Regions from separate parts of the Homo sapiens genome. Here all the other regions are linked to region 1. Evidence: read pairs that join two places in POLR2A ChIA-PET (ENCODE). Cell type or tissue: GM12878. All regions are shown on one strand.

The links. ChIA-PET counts read pairs that join two places held together with the same protein. Peaks named below come from ENCODE experiments on the same cell type or tissue, not always from the same donor. Only the 100,000 strongest peaks of a DNase experiment are listed, where the experiment ranks them.
Region 2: POLR2A ChIA-PET joins it to region 1 with 9 read pairs; 9 of 35 experiments call an interaction of 5 or more read pairs at or near these places.
Region 3: POLR2A ChIA-PET joins it to region 1 with 5 read pairs; 2 of 35 experiments call an interaction of 5 or more read pairs at or near these places.

What each region holds. Positions count from the first base shown.
Region 1 is chr5:127,906,444-127,911,443 of GRCh38, reverse strand. All of the region lies in intron 6 of CCDC192 (coiled-coil domain containing 192), which reads right to left. LOC124901059 (a long non-coding RNA gene) reads right to left here and starts at 2,284. Exons shown (of 3, transcript XR_007058925.1): 1 at 2,242-2,284. In GM12878, a CTCF peak has its summit at 2,161; a DNase peak (open chromatin) is centred at 2,127.
Region 2 is chr5:128,074,389-128,079,388 of GRCh38, reverse strand. The region is part of intron 1 of SLC12A2-DT (SLC12A2 divergent transcript); the gene reads left to right. Among named protein-coding and RNA genes, the nearest start is that of SLC12A2-DT, 6.3 kb to the left of the region's middle. In GM12878, no CTCF peak of the experiment used is centred here; no DNase peak of the experiment used is centred here; H3K4me3 peaks cover 939 bases; H3K27ac peaks cover 1,615 bases.
Region 3 is chr5:127,847,979-127,852,978 of GRCh38, reverse strand. All of the region lies in intron 5 of CCDC192 (coiled-coil domain containing 192), which reads right to left. Among named protein-coding and RNA genes, the nearest start is that of CCDC192, 150 kb to the right of the region's middle. In GM12878, no CTCF peak of the experiment used is centred here; no DNase peak of the experiment used is centred here.

The DNA of each region.
Region 1 (5,000 bases):
TTAGTATTACAAGTAACTGGTAATGTCTCCAGAGCCATGAGGATTACAGAGACTTATATACCAACAGCAGGTTTAGCTCCCAGCTTCTCTTCAGCCATCATAACACCCCGCATTAATCTTAGTGTTTGCCTGTCTACATGTCTGTTCCTCACTCTGGCATGAAAATTCCTTGGGGTTAGAGACACTGTGTTACCTGTCTTCATGTCCCCTGGGCTTGAACAATTTTATGACCCACAATGGATGTTCCACAAATATTTGTTGACATACATACACATATTGTGGGACTCAATGCATGCCTTGTGAAATTAAAGAAAGCGATTTCCATTGCAGGATTTGATAATTGGACTGACCGTGATGGGCATTTTAGGTAGCTATTAATATTTTGTGTTCTTATTGGATGATATTGTTTACAAAGTTTGAAGGTCACATTTTACATAAAAGTAAACATCTCAGTTGGTTAATATAAGTCATTCAGAGGAAGTTTTTTTTTTATGTCTAATAAAATTACACAATGCATGAAGCTACAGGAAACTCACATTCTGCCTATCTTCATTTTCCAGCTAAATTAGGCTCCCAGAAAGGAAATATGCTTCTCTCTCACAGTCTGCCACTTTTAAACAACCTCAAAGGCCTATTCCCCATGGGTTATACTTTGGCAGGACACTGCTGTTAGCCTGTGTATGGGGTCATGTGAAATACTGTGATCTGGAGAGTCAGTGGTCCTCTACTTACTACTGGATACCACCTTTCCTGTGGCTCCTGCATGGGAAAAGAAATCTCCATGTTTACTGCAGCGGGGAAACAATGGGACTTTTTGGGGAATTGTGCTACATTCAGTTATTTACGCTTCTACATATTTGTTCAGTTCTGAACAATCACTAATTCAACACTGGGAGTTTATGGCTGTATGGATTTCCCTAACTACACACCCAACCATTTATAAGCACAGCTGGAAGTTTCCTTTTATATTGCACCAATCACTTGCTAGTAAAGATGGATGCACTAACCCACAGATCTGAGAAAGCCAGCCACATTGGTTTTATCTGGATCTGAATTCTTTGTATTAGTTAATTTACTTAAGAAGCCAGTCTAAAGAGCTGCCACCCATTCTTGTGTGTTGAGCTTTTGCAATTTTTATTTAGTGAAGATGCCAAAAGCTTCGAAGGACCCACCAAGCAGTGATCTTGTTTAAAGGTTGATAGAGGATTTTACATTCATCATCTTGACAGCCATAAAGGCACATATTATTTTCAGATAATAAATAAGACAGGAAGAGTCTAGCCTCTAGCTTCATGCAGAAGATGCAAATCTGAGGCTTTGGAGGCTCAGAAAGGTCAACTTTTCTTTGCAACACATTCTGATTGTTTTCATCTTCTTATAGGCACTTGGCCTGTTTTGTCTAAGTTTAACATAAGCCTTTTTCACACAGGTGCTTTTCTTGGCATCCACAGAGGAAATGAGGAAACTGTGCCAAATTAAAATGAGCACATTTTGAAAATACGGAAATTTGATCCTTGTATTGATTCCTTTTCATAGAAGAGGCAATAAAAGCCATTGTAGAGATGAATTGAGATTGTGGTCTCCCTTAAGAATTAAAATATATATATAAACCATTCTGTCAAGCTTTGAACACTTCTATTCATCTATTTTGACCAGAAAATTTTAAAAAGAAGAATTTATCATTAGTCCAGTAAACTTCAGTGCATCATTGTCTTAGCACTTTATAACTAAAGCTTAAAAATAAAGTAATGCTATTAGGAAGTGCCCTGGACCAAGCTCAGAAAATATGAAAGTTGCTTCTAGTTTTTTTTTTCCATTAACTAGCAATGTGACAATGAATGAATTGTGTCACTTTACAGCTGTTGATATTGGAACTATTGTATACTAAGGACACAAAAGACTGCAAATTAGGTAGCAAGTTAAAAAGTAGCAAACATGTTAAAAATAGGAAAAGTCTGTTTTCTTCCTAAATGCAACCCATTTTGAAGAACACGTTTATCTAAATCTAGTATGGAATACCTCAAAATTTAATTGATTTCTTCTTTTTATTGATCTTCTATTCTTGCATAGTAGCAAGGGGAAGAAGTGAACTTAAACTTGCCCATTTAGGGTAACTCAGTCCTTGCAGTTTGGAAACAGAAGTGCTCCTACTTGTGGCCAGTCAACGTAAGGTATTGTGAAGGGCCTTGAAAAGTCCTCAGGCTCTGTGTGGTGAGGCAGTGAAATTGGCCCCAGACCCACCTGGGTGTGTATCTCCCTGTCCACTGCTCTCGCCCAGGGGTTGATCTTGTGTCTGCCTTCACAGACCTTTCTCCCTATTCTCTCTTCAGCTCCTCCTTCTAGCAACAAAAAGGTAAGCATTTTCTTTATATCACATCACATGACCTCCCTTTCTTCTTCATGCTGTAATCTAGGGCCAATTCTCCAAGCTTGAGTTCTTGATATACACTATAAATTGAACAATAATAAAGTTACATTTCATTGGTCAAAAAATGGTTGAATGTTAAAAATTTTGTGCAACTCAACCTATGAAGATATGATTTTGAGAGTCTGAGAAAATCATTTTTTCTTCTCAAAACCTGATTTTCACAACCATTATTTCCCTATAGAGCTTAAAAATCTCAACTTGGATGCCAAAGTTGAACAGTTATTCTTTGTACTATGCAGTGTTTACTCTTCCCTACCCTGAGGAGTAACCCTCAGCCTCCCACAAGGTTTACACTTAATGACAAAAGGAAATGCGAGGGAGAAATAAAAATAAAATAAAATTACCAAGTCTATAAATCATATCAGAGGATATTTCAAAATATTAGTGTTCTACCAGTATAAAAATTCAACTCAGGTACAAATATAACAGTTTTAAGTTTTTCTTGAGCATGTGACAACGCCAACATGATTATATTTTAGCAGGAAGAAGTGATGTTAAACTTTATTTCTAATCTAATTTGTTTGAGGTTTTTATTCTGTTTTGGGAAAGTAAAAGAATGACTTATAGTATTACTTTAAGAATAATACCCCTTTACACTTCTTTGAAAATTAAGATTTAGAAAAACCCTGTTCATATAATTGTATTTCATTTAGTTCTGAGTAAGAACCTGTAGACCTCTAAATTCCTAAGGGGAGAAACTGATTTGTCCCATATCAAAGAGCTGTTAAATTATATGACCAGGGGAAATAAATGTGTTTGGATTATTAGTATGTTTTGAGCATTTCCCCCTCCAAAATAATCATCTATCTGGAAACAAAAAAAAGCATGAAGTTAGCTGTCCCAGTGCTGAACAAGCTGTGAGATGTGTGTGGTCTGTGTGTGTATAAGACGAGACATTAGATGAGATGGGTCCTCTACAGGTGAGCACGATAATGGCATTAAGCCAATCTTTAATGGTTTATCCAAAACCATTAAATTGTGGTTGTAGTCTTAGAAAGTACCAACCCTGAGTAGGCAATAATCTTCCTTCCTTCACAAATACACTGCCTGTTTATTACAACCTGATTATGACTTAAAGAGTTTATGCACCATTTCTATTTGGTCTAGATAGGCAGAATGCTCTGGGTTATCAGATTAAATATCTGGATTTTCAGTTCATATGGATTCAACTAATTTTACAAACCGGCTAAAGATTTTTGTAGGTTTTGTTTTGAGAGAAGAGTCACCAGCATACCAAAGATTTTTGATGACTTAATTTTTGATAAATAATAAATCTTGTTATGTGAGCTACATTACTTCTACCAGTTTCAGCCACTGGTAACAGACAGATATAATGAAAATTTAAACCCTTTTGAAGTAAAATCGAGGCAAAAATCATTAATTACTTGAAATAGCTGATTAAGATAAAGCAAAACCTTTGAAATAGATGTCAGACTTTAACATTTATTTTAAAAGCAAAACTTTGAATAGATGTCAGACTTTAACATCTATTTATATTAGTCTCTCTGTTGAGAAAGGAAATAAATAATTAGAATAGTTTTTTATATCTAAAATTACTATAATTGATACTAATATTGGATCACAATAACTGAAGAATTGTAATATGCAAAATTGTTTTCAATGTAAATTACTTGAGATAACTTTATAACCCAAATCTGAAGTTTTAAATTAGGTAAAATAAAACATTTCAGTTTGTTTTAAAACATAAAATTTGAAAAAAATACCCCTATATAAATGAATTATTTTATTTTTTGTTCTGCTCTTATTTATTTGTTTAGTCTCTGTAGACACTAAAATTATGGCTAACTTGTGGGTTTCTTGGACTTTGTTCACAGATATGACTCCTTGTAACTTTTTCCAAATTCAAACAAGGTAGTGGTAGAGCTTTTCAGTAGTATAAAGATGTGGTTTTTTTCAAAACCAAAATGAGCTAACACTTCACACCTGTTAGGATGGCTATCGTGAAAAAAAACCCAACCAAACAAAAAAACAAAAACCAAAGAACCCTCAAAATATCAATTGTTAGCAAACATGTAGAGAAAATTTGAATCCTGGTGCACTGCTGATAAGAATGTAAAATGGTTCAGCAGCTGTGAAAAATGATGTGCCAGCTCCTCAAAAATTAAACAGAACAACCATGTGACCTAGAAATTTCACTTCTAGCTATGTACCCAAAAGAACTGAAAGGAGGAACTCAAATAGATATTTGTTTTTGTTGGGGTTTTTTTTGGAGACAGGATCTTACTCTGTTGCCCAGGCTGCAGTGCAGTGGTGTGGTCATGGCTCACTACAGCCTCTAACTCCCGAGCTCAGGTGATCCTCCTGCCTCAGCCTCCCAAGTAGCTGGGACCACAGACATGTGCCACCATGCCTGGCTAATTTTTGTATATTTTGTAGAGTTGAGGTTTCCCTATGTTGCCCAGGCTGGTCTTGAACTCATGGGCTCAAGTGATCCACCCCCCTCAGCCTCTCAGAGTGCTAGGATTACAGGTGTGAGCCACTGCACCTAGCCTCAAATAGATGTTTGTACACCTGTGCTCATAACAATATTATTCACAACAGCCAAAAGGTA
Region 2 (5,000 bases), 170 kb before region 1:
ATCAGATGAAGGCATTTGAAAACAGGATCAGCTGTGTTAAATTGGGCCAAGAGGCAGAGAAAAATGAGTTGAATATATATTGACTTTAGTAACATGTATTAGCCAACAAAATGAGAGAGCAATGCAGTGAGGGGAGGGCCACAAACATTCCAGGAAATATCAAAGTGTATTATGTGAAACTTATGAAAAATTTATCAGGAGAGATCTCCTTTACTTAATTGTTGGCAAATATTTCATTGTCAGACTTACCAGGTGTCAGTTTAGAGACTAACCTTGAGAACAGACTTGCTATCAGTGCCGTGGTGGGAACCTGACTGATTTTGCTGTATTTCCTTTTTGCCACAAGGCCAGCCTTTGACATTGTGTGTGTCTGAGTACTTACTAATATTTATTTCATGTAGTTGGAATTTTAGGATTAGAAGTGACTTGCGTAGTTGTTTTCCAAACTTCTCAATTCACAAATGCCAAAGTATCCTAAAAGAAGATATAAATTATGTTAGACCTACAACTTCTCATATCTGCAGCATCAGAGCATGTGAAGTGCAAAGCCATGTAGAACCTTTGAAATCAGCTCTCTTTTCCTTTTTTTTCTTACAGTGAGTTTTAGTTAGACATGCTGTGCTGACATTCTGCATGGTTGTGGCTTTGCTGTTTTATTAGATGGCATTCAGAGTACAAATTGAGTAAATGGTATTTCCCTTGAGAAATAATGTGATTATTCTGTTACAGAAAAAAGAAAAAAGTTACCCTAAAGAAGCTTTTTTATAGGCCTAGCACAGTAGCTCATGCCTATAATCCCAGCACTTTGGGAGGCCGAGGCAGGCGGATCAGATGAGGCCAGGAGTTCGAGACCAGCCTGGCCAACATGGGGAAACCCTGTCTCTACTAAAAATACAAAAATTAGTTGGGTGTAGTGGTGCATGTCTGTAATCCCAGCTACTAGGGAGGCTGAGGCATGAGAATTGCTTGAACCCGGGAGGCAGAGGCCTCATTGAGCCGAGACTGCGGCACTATGCTGTAGCCTGTGCGACAGAGTGAGACTCTGTATCCAAAAAAAAAAAAAAAAGAAGAAGCTTGTTTTTTTTTGTAAGAAACAAAGCTTGTTTATGTAAAAAAAAAAACAAAAAACTTGTTATGTAGTAAATGTTATAATTTTGCTTTCTTACCTAAGTCCCGGTCACCTTCTTCTTTAATTAAAAATATTATAAAGATTTTAGTCAGTCATAGAATTAAACATTAATTGAAATTGTACTGTGCTTTTCCTCTAGACAATATATAAATTCATATTTGTAAATTATGTCTTTCAAAAGAGACAGCTCAAGTTTTTTGCTTACCCAGGTAGTAAATTCATGACAAATGCATTTAAAAAACAGTCTTTCTTTCTTATCCCTACTTTTGTCTACACATGTTTGTTGTAAAGCTATTCAAAGAAATCTTTTCCAATTTAAAATCTGTATTAGAAAAGTTATTTGTGATTACTTTTGTACTTCTAACTATACAGGCTGTGGATATTTGCAAACTTCAAAGTTCAAAATTGTTATCAAATATTAATATTTGAAGGAATTACTTGTATATAATAGCTTAGTGATTACACACATGGACTCCAGCACCAGACTGCCTGGATTTGAATCTCAGCTCCATCAGCTCCGCTATTTGTTGTGTGATCTTGGCTTAGTGTGACCTCTGTGCCTCAGTTTCCTAATCTATAAAATGGGGTATAACAATGGTAGCTTTTTTTTTTTTTAGACAGAGTCTCGCTCTGTCACCCAGTCTGGAGTGCAGTGGTAAGATCACAGCTCACTGCAGCCTTGATCTCCCAGGCTCAAGTGATCCTCCCACCTCAGCCTCCTGAGTAGCTGGGACCACAGGTGCAGGCCACCATCCCCGGCTAATTTTTTTGTTTTTTGTAGAAACAGGGTATGGCCATGTTGCCTAAGCTGGTCTTGAACTCCTGGACTTAAGCAGTCTGCTTTCCAAAGTGCTAGGATTACAGGCATGAGCCACCACACCCTCATACTTGTGGAGCTATGAGGATTACATAAAGTACTATTCGTAAAATACTTAGAATAGTGCCTGATAATATGGTAAGGCCTAATGTATGTAAACAGTAAATAAATGCTTAAAACTTAATATTTTATTCAAAAAACAAACAGGGCTAAGATACAACCTTTAGGTCATATCTTTTCTTGCAAGTATGTCCTGTTTTATTTTTTACTTTGCTTTTTGTTTTGATTTTGAGAGGTATTTAGGTAATTTTTTGAGTAGCATGTAAGCTATTTTTTTTTTCTGTTACAGATTTTTAGGGCAGTTTTTAGTGTCATTATGTTGCTGCTACATATTTGGAAGATGGAACAAGCCCAGACAAAGGAGGATTCTTTTTTACTCATCTTAAATCCATTTTATTTTCCTTCATCTGAGCCCCTTAAAACTAATGTGTTACTGGTAAGTTGGTGTGTGCCTGTAGTCCCAGCTACTAGGGAGGCTAAGCCAGGAGTATCGCTTCAGCCCCAGAGTTCAAGACCAGCCTGGACAACATAGCAAGACTCCCGTCTTAGAAAAAAATCTGTACAGATATGTTATAGGAACATTTTGTCTGCATTCACTACATTGCACTATACTTTAAAAAAAAAGAGATTTAAAATACAAATACTGACACTTAACACACATGTACTCATATCTTAATAATTAGTTTAATTGCTTCCCCTTTATGGAGTCAAATAATATAATGCGTTTCCTAACTAACTGTATACTTATATTTTCCTCAATGTTAATGAAAAATCTCTAATATTTTTATCCTCTTATATTTCTTAATTATTAATCTATTTTCACTTTTAAAAAGCCATAAAAATAAGATATGTTTTTATAATTATTCTAGATGCCTGAAATTTTGTAAAAATCATAAATATGGAAAAGATCTTAAAGGGTTATGTAATAAGCCCCTACTTTGCACAATATTCTACCTCTGACACTTTTAAGAAAATAATTTCTAGTAACACATCCTAGTGGTTACAAGTCCTTATGCCATAGCATTGGACATTAATAATCACTCAAATACTTATTGAGGAATAAGATGTTCTTCCTAATGACTAAATTAAATTATTCTCATTATAATTCAATTCTTTGGCTTCTTGTCCCATTCTTCAGAGGTTATGGTAACCCGTAAAAGTGTAAGGTTATTTTCAGTTTTATTTTCTAAATGATTTCCTCTTGCATGTCATTATAGGACCAAATTTCTAAGTATGTAATTATTTTTATTACTGTCCTCTGGGCCCTTTCCAAGTAATTTAATCTTCCTTTAAATGTGGGCCAAAACTATTAGGTTCAATATGGCAGTTTTTAAAAACATGAGTATGAAGGTAAAGGCAGGTTATTACGGTTCATGTAATTGTTTTCATTTAAAACTGAAGTACCAGCTGACTTTGAATATGGCCCTGAGTATCAGCTCTTCTGATTAGTCAAGAAATGTTTCTTGTTTTTTAAGAGATTTGAACTAAAATTCCACCTCAATTGTAACCAATTTTTTTTTTTTTTTTTTTTTTTTTTGAGACTGAGTTTCTCTCTGTTGTCCAGGCTGGAGTGCAGTGGCATGATCTCGGCTCACTGCAACCTCTGCCTCCCGGGTTCAAGTGATTCTCCTGCCTCAATCTCCCAAGTAGCTGGGATTACAGGTGCTCACGAACAGGCCTGGTTAATTTTTGTATTTTTAGTAGAGATGGAGTTTTACCATGTTGGCCAGGCTGGTCTCGAACTCCTGACTTCAAGTGATCTGCCGGCCTTGACCTCCCAAAGTGCTGGGATTACAGGCTGAGACACCCACCATGCCTGGTTGAATTGTAACCAATTTCTAGAGACATAAAATTCTTAATATATATTATATAATATAGATAGATATTATTGATATATATTCCATATTATATAATTCTTGATATAATATATAATTCTTGATATATAATAGGATATATATCAAGAATTTAATATCTATAAGTCAAGTAGATATTTATTATTTATAACATCTTTCTATTTATAAAGTAATAATTAATATAGAAGTCATAGGAAAAAAGCAAAAGGAAGTAACACTTATAATGCCATCACCCTGAAATAACATTTTCCTGTTTATGGTATTACAAAATGATTTATGGTATGTTTTATAGTTTTTAAAACCAGTAATGTGAACATTTCTCTATATATGAAAATGGATATCTTGCAATTGCATGATTTCTAATGGCTTCATAATATTGCATCATGTAGATTTATCATAATTTACTGACTCTATCACCTATTTTTGAACCCTGTTTATTTCATTTTTAAATAAGAGCAAGCAGTGCTACATTGGATGTCTTTGTGCATATATCTTTCTTAATTGAGTATTTCCTTAGGATAAATTCTTAGAAGTGAAATAGCAGGGTATGTATATTTTTAAAACTTTTGGCATACATATCAAAATTGATTTTCAGAAAGGTTATTATCAATTTATCCTTCTGTCAACATTGTGTTTGAATTTCTGCCTTCCACCACCCTTATAAAGTCAGAGTAAAATCTTTCTTAATCTTTGTCAATCTGATTAGCAAAAAAAAAAAACAACAAAAGTTTAATTTGCAGATCATTGACTTCTAGTGAGGTTATAGTTTTTAAAGTTTCTTAATCATTTATATATTTTTATTTCTGAATTGCCCATTGATATCTATAGAAGACCATTACTGTATCCTAGAAGTGGGGTTTCCATTCTCTCTTGTTGTGGTAATAGCATACACATTTTTCTTGTTGTTTTTGTTTGGGTTTTGTTTTGTTTCTTTGGTGAGGTGGGGGTAATTCTTTTACTGGAATTACCTCTCTGTGTGTAGTTTTGGAAGGACATAATAGAGGAGCTTGCCTGCCCCAGCCAAATTGTGAGCATATGACCAAATGTGCCAATCTGGCTCTCATAAGTGTTTTGAATTTTGGGTGGTGTGATGCAAAGTCAGAAAAGTAAGTCCAGTTGTGGGACTCTTAGTTGCTTATAT
Region 3 (5,000 bases), 58 kb after region 1:
AGCTGGGACTACAGGCACCCGCCACCACACCCGGCTAATTTTTTGTATTTTTCAGTAGAGACGGGGTTTCACTGTGTTAGCCAGGATGGTCTCTATCTCCTGACCATCTGCCCGCCTCGGCCTCCCAGAGTGCTGGGATTACAGGTGTGAGCCACCGCACCCGGCCAGGGATAGCAGCATTTGAAAACAATGAACTGGCTTGCTGTGATGAAGCCTAAAGAGAATAATGGGTAACTGATGATAGTTGCCAAACAGTTAAGAACTAAGTGTGAGGACCACCAGGCATCTTTAGTAGCTTACAAAGTGTCTCTCCCTCCTGTTATGGGAGAATAGCTGCAGTGAGGAGCAAACTCAGAGTTTTATAGTCAGGGTTGCTAAGCTTCAAAGACAACAGAGGGCTCAGCCGAGGCTCTGGTTGGGACAACCTGGGACCCCGAAACGTGAGATGGAGATATCTGGGTGAATGCCACAGAAGTTTGTGGCTCTGAAGGCTATCCTGACCCCTCAGAGTGTGTAAATGTGACTGTGTGTTTCACATAACAGCCAATACTTCCCCCATGTGAGAAAACACTGCAGAGGCCTCTCTTCCACAGGCTGAACAGGTACTCCCCTTAAGGGCTACACCCACCTTTTCTCCTGTCTATCATGTAAAAACAAGGTAATAATCAAACATATGCTTTATGCGTAAAGAAAATAATTGTGAAAATGTGAGTAAATTCAATTAAATGCAAAATCAAGCACTATTTTACATATACCTTCAACAGGATGAACTGTGACTAAGCCAGACTGACGAGAATAATTGAAGGGGAAGTCAAGGAGAGGAGGCACGTGTGATAGGCAGTAGTGTTTGCTCTCTGGGGTTGGTATCGTGGAAAACATTTTGAGCACAAAATAAGAATTATTGACTTCAGCAGAGAGGGGACCATAAAACTAGTGTTCACATTTAATTTTAACTGTTAAATTTTGAATGGTTATAAAACTGGTTTAATTTTTCATTACCATAAATATTTACAACCCTCAATATATCACAGAACACCTACAACCCATTCTTGGAACACACAGTATTCTGGCAAACCAGTTGGTAAACTCTGAGACAGAGCAATAGCTAGACAGATGTGTGGGCTCAATGTAAGTCATTTTTCTTAACTGGGAGGGATGTAACCATGTTCAAGTGTTGACAGGAAGAATCTAGTTAAAAGGGAAATTTAAAAATACAAGAAAGAGGCCAGGCACAGTGGTTCACGCCTGTAATCCCAGCACTTTGGGAGGCCGAGGCGGGCAGATCACGAGGTCAGGAGTTCGAGACCAGCCTGACCAACATGGTGAAATCCTGTCTCTACTAAAAATGCAAAAATTAGCCAGGTGTGGTGGCGTGCACCTGTAATTCCACCTACTCAGGAAGCTGAGGCAGAAGAATCGCTTGAACCTGGGAGGTGGAGGTTGCAGTGAGCTGAGATCATGCCACTGCACTCCAGCTTGGGTGACAGAGCGAGACTCCATCTCAAAAAAACAAAACAACAACAGCAATAACCAAAAAAACAAGAAAGACATGGATAGTTGATATATGAATAGTTGATATTAAATATCATAAATAGTTGATATTCCAAGATTCCTGAGATAGTGGGAGAGGACTTGACCAAAAGCTAGGTGAATGTTGGTCTCGAAGAAGTAGGTACACAGGTTTGCATGGTGGTAGGAAGCTGAATTGGCCTGTCTGATAACATTTTAGAATAATTTCCTAATCCCTGCTCAGGGTTCTTAGTTGTAAATCATAGACACCAATTTAATAAAAATAATTTACTGCTGAGAAATTTGGAGAATGAGATCAGAAAACAGGCCAAAGACAAGGGAGATTTGCAGAAGCCAGGACAAGCACCCAATCCTGCAGCAGAACTAGTCTCAGGTGGCCCAGATTGCAAAGCCTCCATGGTGGCACCAGGGACAGGTGCTTCTTGTTGCTTCTGCAACCTCTGCTTCTGATGCTTTGTTTGTTTGTTGTTGTTGTTGTTTTTCAAGATGGAGTCTCTCTCTGTCGCCCAGGCTGGAGTGCAGTGGTGTGGCCTCAGCTCACCGCAACCTCCACCTCACGGGTTCAAGCGATTCTTCTGCCTCAGCCTCCGGAGTGGCTGGGATTACCGGCGCCTGCCACCATGCCTGGCTAATTTTTGTATTTTTAGTAGATATAGGGTTTCACCATGTTGGCCAAGCTGGTCTTGAACTCCTAAACTCAGGTGATTTGCCTGCCTCGGCCTCCCAAATTGCTGGGATTACAGGCTTGAGCCACCGCACCTGGCCCTCTGCTGCTTTGGAAACCGAAATTTGCTAGTGCCCCAAGGAATTCTCCCTGCCCTTTCCTGTGCATCTCAAACTCTCAACTCTCAGTGCAGGGAATGTACATCTGACTGATCATATTCTTTCATCCAGGCTGCAAGGGACGTTGGCCTGCTTATACGGTGGGCTCTGCTTTCCTTGAAGACCTATAGAATGGAGAATTTCCTTGTTATAGGTAAGGGGTTCCAAATTCTGGGAAGCTAAAATATCCACCAAGATGCCTACTGCACACCATGGAGTACCTTTGTGAGAATCAGCAAAAGATGCCCATTGAGATAGATGCATTCTAGTGCATTAGCCCTGGGAGTACCTTTAAGAGAATTTTTAAAAATTACTCTTTCTCTGGGGGGATCCTTTCCTGAGTCAAGGAGCTCAGTTAGACCAGCAGAATGTAGCTGAATTTTAGTCCCCACTTGCCCCTGAGCTGGGTGCCCTTGTCCAAATATATGCGATGTTCCTGGTGGCTCTACACCTGCCAGAGATAAGGGGATTAAGTGTGATCATGAAACCACATGCAAAGAAGCGACAGATTCAGGCGGCAGCACTGATCCCAAGCTCTATAATCCCTACGGCCTTTATTTTACAACCAGCCTTAAAGGCATAAACTACTATTGCTTTACAGTCAGTTAGCAGATGTTATCAGAAAAAGCAGATAAACCCTCTTTTATTTCTTTTGTTGTTGTAATTCTCCAAGTGTGGATCTGAGTAAGTACAGAAGTCTGGTAGGTATAATAAATGCAATTGATCTTGTTTTCACTAAAGACTTGAAAGGTCTTATTTGGATTTTCTGAGTCCTATCCTGAGAGATTCTTCTTCACAAAAAAATTTTCTCAGGCTGGATCCTGAGCTGTAAGTCTTGATTTAGTTTAGGAAACAGGACTGGCTTTAGGAAAAGGTATTACTGAGAAGTTGAAGATTTGTTTCTGCTTCCTTGGTCTTGTATCTCTCTCCACCTCTTTATGAGCCTTACAAATCTCTAACCTAAGTCAAGTATAAATTACTCATTTGGCAACATTTCATTTCCTTTTACAGGCTTTAGGAGCCTAAGGCCAAAAATATGAATCTCTAATGATGGTATTTAGGTACTTGTAGGCAGTGGAGGAAGGTTCTCTCAGGGCCGACGAAATCACTCTTTTGTCCCAGGAGAGCCAACTCTTTCTATATTCTGGAATTCCTGAGGCTATCTTGCAGACATTCTCTTGAACAGAGGTGAGCCAAGCTGGACAGACCTCTGGAGATCATCCTAGATCAGAGTGGCCAGTTGAAGTCAGCCTCTATCCCCTGTGGCTTGTGGGCTGCTAAGCTGAGAGTGCTGAGGAGGTGGGAATCCTGGCTGTAGAACTGGGGAGAATAAGGCAGTCTAGGCTTACTAATTTCAAGTAAATTCAATGTCCTTTTATTTATTTATTTATTTTTGAGACAGAGTCTCACTCTTTCGCCTAGGCTGGAGTGCAGTGGCATGCGACCTCAGCTCACTGCAACCTCTGCCTCTTGGGTTCAATTGATTCTCCCACCTCAGCCTCCCGAGTAGCTGAGATTATAGGCACCTGTCACCACGCCCTGCTAATTTTTGTATTTTTAGTAGAGATGGGGTTTCACTACATTGGCCAGGCTGGCCTCAAACTCTTGACTTCAAGTGATCTGCCCGCCTCAGCCTCCCAAAATGCTGGGATTACAGGTACGAGCCACCACACCTGGCTATATAGACAGGATTTCTAAAGTTTACACAGAAGCCTTTCTTTCTGAGTAGGTGGCAAACTGCTCCTTTTATATAGTTTATCTTCAATGTAAAATTTACATAACTAGTGTCTTTTCAAATTTAAATAATGGATACTGCCTTTTCTCCCCAGAACGACCTAAGTGTCTCTGAAGTAATAATGATAGCTAATTCTTATTCAGTACTTTCTGCATGCCAGATACTATTCTAAGCACTTTACATATATTAACTCATAAGAACACGATAAGAATTTTATGTGGTAGAGACTCTTATTAGCCTTTTTATTTTGCAGTAGAGGAAACTAAGGCACAGAAGATAGGCCAAGGTGAGTGGCAGAGTTTAGGTGAGAAGTCACATCTAGTAAGTGGCAGAGATGGGTTTTGAATCCCTGAAGAGTTATCCGGCCTGAGCTTTTAATTGCTATTGTTGGACTGGCTTCAATAAGGAAAGTTACCCAGGCTCTCCAGGAAGAAAATATGAAGGCTAGAAGTAAGGTCAGGAATTGGATAGCCAATGGATATCAGGTAAACTCAGACCAAGAAAATAAAAGTACAGAAATGCAAACAGGCCCAGGGAAGGAGGAAGTTCCAAGTTCACTCTCAAGTTGGGCAATGGCTAAATCCCTCTGTGTTCCATTTGTTGTGAAGTTGTTTTATGACCCTCTGAATAAAAAGACTGAGCCTGTGTGACCACGTGAAGGGTTTACTATGGCACTGACTCCAGGAGGACACAGAAATGCTTCACAGACTGCAACCATAAGAGAGAACCAGGACCATGCTTAGGAGCAGTAATGATAAGAAAACTGTAGCCACTCAGGAGTTTGGTCACCAAACATAGAGATTAAAAAAAAAATCACTGTAATCCCAGCACTTTGGGAGGCTGAGGCAGGCGAATCACTTGAGGTCAGGAGTTTGAAGACCAGGCTGGCCAACATGGTGAAATCCTGTCTCTA